Regions from separate parts of the Homo sapiens genome. Here region 1 is linked to region 2. The links are chromatin loops, found by intact Hi-C in ENCODE. Cell type or tissue: sigmoid colon. All regions are shown on one strand. Each heading gives the region's core, and the rest is flanking DNA. Links, peaks and the distances in the headings are about the cores only.

Region 1 (2,913 bases), core at 215-2,714, 170 kb before region 2:
GATGGAAGCAGCGATTGGAATGGTGCAGCCACAAGCCAAGGAACACCTTGGGCCACCAGAAGCTTGAAGAGGCAGGAAGAACTCTCCCCAGGGTCTTCCAAGGGAGCATGGTCCTGCCAACACCTTGATTTCAGACTTTGGACCTCCAGAACTGTGAAGGAGCACATTTCTATTGTTTTTAAGCCCCCAAATTTATGGTAGTTTATTATAGTAGCTACAGGAAACTAGTACAGGGGGTGACTTGCCCTTGAGAACAGCCATTAAAACTAACACACAGAGCTTGGCTCATGGCATTGAAAAGAAGAGACCAAGAAAAAGGCTAGTTGAAGGACTCTGGTTGGCAGAGCACAGGTAACGTGGACTGAATTGTTAAAAGAGGCCAGAAGGGGTGGATCTTGAGTTCCAGGAGCCTTGAAGAGCTGAAAGAAGTTTCAACCTAGGCTGAAGAAATGGAGTAACAGGAGCTTATAATTCACCAGACTGCATGCATGATTTAGATCTGGAGCACGCACTGCAGTATGCAGTTGAGTTGACCAGAAAAATACTTGAAGGCTTTGCCAATGGGGAGAGAGAAGCACCTTGGAGAAAAATGGGGTTTGGGTAGCGGGAGGATGGCCATTTCTCAAGCCAGGCCTTTGAGAAACTATTTTGCCAGTATCAGGGGCTAAAAGAAAAGGATCCAGGCATGGAAGGATTTTACTCCCAAGTAAGCAATGAAAATAAGCCAGTTTGGGGGCTGGGCGCAGTGGCTCATGCCTGTAATCCCAGCACTTTGGGAGGCCGAGGAGGGCTGATCACGAGGTCAGGACATCAAGACCATCCTGGCCAACATGGCGAAACCCCATCTCTACTAAAAATACAACAATTAGCTGGGCGTGGTGGTGGGCACCTGTAATCTCAGCTACTTGGGAGGTTGAGCCAGGAGAATGGCTTGAACCCAGGAGGCAGAGGTTACAGTGAGCCAAGATCATGCTACTGCACTCCAGCCTGGTGACATAGGAAGACTCTGTCTCAAAAAAAAAAGAAAAAAAAAAAAAAGACCAGTTTGGCCCGTCTGTTCCTGGCGTGTCCTGTGCTGCTCCAGCCTGAGGACCCTCTGCCTCACAGGGACTCAGTCCTCATGCACACAGATGGGGTGGGGGAGCTGATAGCACTGTGAGGAGCCAAGCATCCTCCTTCAGAGATGAGAGTGGCAGGGATGTCAGAGACGTCCTCAGCACCAGGGCCAAGTTGGAGAGAGCAGACTGTGTTTTGTTATGAGAAGATAAATGTAAGACACTGGAATTCCCAGCAGTGTGAAGGAGCGGAATGTACGCTGAATCCACTGCCAGGAGACCTGGGCTATTGCTCCAGCTCCATGATGTAGCAGCTGGATTACTTTGCAGGAGTAACGTATCTTCTTTTTTTTTTTTTTTTTTTTTTGAGACAGAGTCTTACTATGTCACCCAGGCTGGAGTGCAGTGGCGCTATCACGGCTCACTGCAACCTCTGCCTCCCAGGTTCAAGTGATTCTCCTGCCTCAGCCTCCCAAGTAGCTGGGAGTACAGGGGCGTGCCACCGCACCAGGCTAATTTTTTGTATTTTTAGTAGAGATGGGGTTTCACCGTGTTAGCCAGGATGGTCTCGGTCTCCTGACCTCATGATCCCCCCACCTTGGCCTCCCAAAGTGCTGAGATTACAGGTGTGAGCCACCATGTCGGGCCCATAACTTCTTTGTCTTTCCTGCAAGGAGCTTGGGGAGATCACTTCCAAGGTCTCTATAACCCTAAGAGTCTACATTCGCTGCCTGGCTATTGAATGAAATGGATTCAGCCGTGGAAGTGTCTTCTTGCTAAGTCACTCAAACCAATATGGAAAGTTTTCTGATATACACCATCCTCCCCACCACCAAAAGCAAAACAAAATAAAATATCATATGATATATAGGAAAAGTATATTCCTAAGAAAGGACTACATGATTATAGCATGGCTTGAGGTGGGAAGTCAATGAATGAATGTTGAATGATAAACGGATAAGGGTTGATTCATCTTTTTGCCAAAAATATAATATAGTCATACAGAGTATGTTCTTAGGAAAAGGACTACATGATCATAACATGACACAATGAGAACATTGAATGGATGAATGTTAAATAAATGGGTGAGGGATTTAAAAGGATTTTTTAAAAAAACATAGAATGCTTCATGAATTTGCATGTCATCCATGTGCAGGCCCTATGCTAATCTCTGTTTCATTCCAATTTTAGTACATATGCTGCCAAAGTGAGCACTGTAAAAGGATCTTAAGGATTTTTGCTAAGTAATACACCAAGTCTTATTTCTGCCAGTTATCTGTATCATGACATTTAATTTGTTTAGCTCTACCTATCCTTTTATTTTTAATTTTTTGAGACAGAGTCTTGCTCTGTCACCCAGACTGGAGTGCAGTGGCGCAATCTTGACTCACTGCAGCCTCCACCTCCCGGGTTAAAGTGATTCCTCTGCCTCGGCCTCCCGAGTAGCTGGGACTACAGGCACCTGCCACCACACCGGGCGCAAAGTTTTGTATTTTTAGTAGAGACAGGGTTTCGCCATGTTGGCCAGGCTAGTCTCAAACTCCTGACCTCAGGTGATCTGCTCGCCTCAGCCTCCCAAAGTGCTGGGATTACAGGTGTGATCTTACTCTTTAAGTGAGAAGTGACTTGTACGTGACACCCATATCAACTCTTCCCTCTTGGTGCCCTGAATCAGCTAGACAGTCTTTGGCTACATTGGTGGTCAGTAAGTGTTGATGACTCATTGAGCATGGATTTCTCTCACCTGTACTTTGGACTATACAGAAAACCAAAGATAAAGGGCTGTCTTGAATCTATTCAGGGTCCTTGTGTTTTGCTCTTCAATGCTTACCACCTTCTTTTCTTGGACAAGGGTGCC
Region 2 (2,913 bases), core at 119-2,618:
TTAGATAAGGAGAGACAAGCATTTCCTATTTATTTAAAGATTCCAAATACAACTCTTCATAAGATATGAATGATCTGTCTTGGCTCCCTTAAAGCACATCCTGGACACATGGCCAAGAAACTGCTTCCTTCAATCACCACGACAGAGTGCCTCGTGTAACAGTGTTCTGCACCTTCCCCTCTCCTCCCCTACCCACACCCATCCTCACACATGCTCCTCCCTGCCCCTGACACTGACAACCTAGGAATTGCTAGGAGAAAAGCCTGGCATATGTGGGAGCCACCCTCAGAGAAGCTGTCCCGAAGGAAAGGTGCTAACTAGGTGAAGACATATGACTCTCTGAGCGCTATTTCTTAATTCTAATGGAGGGAGACTGTGGCATGGAGCCAGGAAACAGAAAAGGCATGAAAAGAAGAACTAATTTGGAGCTGGCGGGGTGAGTGTTTCCTGGCTTATTTAAAAACATAGATACAGAATTCAAACATGGAAGAGGAATCTGACTACCAGAAGGAGACAGGATGTCAACAATGGAGTCAACAATGGCCAGGCCTGAAGCGATGTATTTTGACACTAGGGAAGCCATATAAAGAATACTGCTTGGTGGATCGGGTGGGTTCATCTTATACTCAATGTTTCATTTCCATTTAAATCTCTTGGAGGCAGAGGTTGAGGTTATTGACTTGGCCCCATATTAAGGAAAAATCATAACCCAGGCCTCCAAAGACCTTCCAGACTACAAGAGAAAAAGTCAAACACATGGCTAACGGGCATATATAAGGATCTTCACTGAACACGGACTTTTGAATGTCTATGATGTAGCAAGCACTGTGCTGGACACCACAGGTGCATTAAGGCATATGCCGGAGTCCCTTCCCTCAGGGAACATCCCTTCTAATTGCCACTTAAACATGGCAAACCTACGGAGGTGTGCCAGGACAAGGGCAGTCAGAAGGGTGGTGTGGTATACTGGGAAGCTCATAGACCACCTTGCTTTGAGTGCCTCTCAGCCGCTGTCTTGCTCTGTGATTTTAAGGAAGTCCTTGAACCTCGCTGAGCCTGCTTTTTCCATCTGCAGATTGGTGATAATGAAACCTACCTTGCTGTTTCATGTTGAGGAATCACTGTGAGAAGGTAAGGCCGTAACAATTTGTCGGAAGGAGAAGGAAGGTCAAAGCTTTGTTGAAGAGCTTTATGCTATTGGCCAAACAGAAACATAGAGCCCTGTGTGTGGTAACTCTCAGGGGACATGGTTGCCTCGTGGATAAAAACGTGAGAATTAGAAGAACAGAAAAAGCCAGCAGGAAAACTCAGAGGAAAGAGTCAGAGAGAACAAGGATGTTGTCTGTCTCCAGCATAATTGTGTAGAGCCTGGGATTCATTGCTAGTGACATTCCCTGGCTTCTCCCTCAGTGTGACGTCATGTGCTCTGTGATGTTTATTGCACTGCATTCCAGGGATGCTGCACAGAGCCATGTCCAGTGTCAGAAACCTTGGAAAATAGTCCTCGGTTTAATTTTAACTTTTTATATAAACAGTGACCTAATTTGAGGAAGGCTCGGTCTGGCCAGGCATCCCCGCTCCCACATTTCCTCCTCTTCACTCCCTCCTTCTGCCCTTAGTCAAACTGTCTCGCCTTCATCTCCCATATGGACTTTGCAAACAAGCAAGGGGGATGTGTGAGCTCAGCTAACTTGAAAAGAGAAGACGTGTGCCAGCGAAGCAAAACACTCCAGCCAAGTCATGCACCTCTGCGGGAGGGAGCCACCTCCTCAGCTCTCATCGTGAAATGTTATCTCACCAGGGCAGATGGAGGTACAGACAGAGGACTCCAACGCAACACAAGCAGCTGCCTGTCCAGAAGAGAGCCCTTTCTCTCCCTCCCAGTCCCAGCTCCAGCTGTATTTTCTTTCTTTCTTTCTTGAGCAAGAGGTCAGGTTCTCTCTGTATGCTTTGTGCAAATTAAGTGAGCTGTGAGTGCTGCCTGCGGCCGAAGGAACTACCCTCTGGTCTATGGTTCATCCTTCCTTCACTCCAACCACCACTGAGGGAGCAGAGCCCTCCCTGCCCAAATGCACAAGTGGGCAGCACCTCCGAGAACACAGAAGAATATGAAACGACCCTTCTAATTACTCAGGTGCAAGCAGAGGAGCTAACCATCCCACCGGGAGCCCACCCATGAGTGATGAATTCCAGTGACTGAGCCCAGTGTTGGGGGCTAGGGTAGAGGAAGAGTCCCTTGTGGACACGGTGGGAGGGAGGGAGGCATGAGGGGACAAGCAGGATGCCCTGACAGATTTTAACCCAGAAGCATGAATCCAGGTCTGAGGTCAGCAAACGTTTTCTGTAAAGGGCCAGATAGTAAATAATTTGTACTCTTTGTGGGCCATCCAGTCTCTGTCTACTTGACTCTGCCATCGTAGGGCAAAAACAACCACAGACAATAAATAAACGAACGGGCGTGTCTTGTGTTCCAATAAAAGATGGTTTACAAACACAGGCGGCTACTGGATCTGGCTCATTGGCTGTAGTTTTCTGACTGAAAGATCTAAAAGAACACCCTTTCCCATTGGTTCTGTCCATGTTTCCATATAGCTAACAATATCCTGGAGACCAGTTTGCCGCCCCGTTCCCCAAACCTTTATGTGCCTCTGATTTCTACACCCTGTTACTCTGTCTGCAAAAACCCCCAAATGCTGTAACTGGCTATTCACCTGGACAGAATGGCCTCCTTCAGGGAAAGCCAGCAGGGATGGTGAATTCAGATTTCCTGATTTCGTTGACAAATTCCTCACCACTGGCAGGAATGGGAAAGATAGATATTGAAGGTGCTGAAACCCACCCCTGTTGTCAGTTCAGGAGTGAGGTAAAAACATTCCTTGAGCAATTTGGTTTAGAATCATAGAGCCTCCTATT

What was found. A loop is a pair of places that touch in the nucleus more often than their neighbours do. Peaks named below come from ENCODE experiments on the same cell type or tissue, not always from the same donor. Only the 100,000 strongest peaks of a DNase experiment are listed, where the experiment ranks them.
Region 1: it touches region 2 in a loop (3-fold over the local background); 1 of 110 quality-filtered maps calls a loop at or near these places.

What each region holds. Positions count from the first base shown.
Region 1 is chr6:14,645,892-14,648,804 of GRCh38, reverse strand. All of the region lies in intron 1 of LOC101928354 (a long non-coding RNA gene), which reads left to right. It also overlaps the pseudogene RNU6-793P. Among named protein-coding and RNA genes, the nearest start is that of LINC01108, 360 kb to the right of the region's middle. In sigmoid colon, for the core only: no CTCF peak of the experiment used is centred there; a DNase peak (open chromatin) is centred at 1,304.
Region 2 is chr6:14,475,926-14,478,838 of GRCh38, reverse strand. The region is part of intron 1 of LOC101928331 (a long non-coding RNA gene); the gene reads right to left. Among named protein-coding and RNA genes, the nearest start is that of LINC01108, 190 kb to the right of the region's middle. In sigmoid colon, for the core only: no CTCF peak of the experiment used is centred there; DNase peaks (open chromatin) are centred at 379 and 1,438; H3K4me3 peaks cover 712 bases; H3K27ac peaks cover 1,519 bases.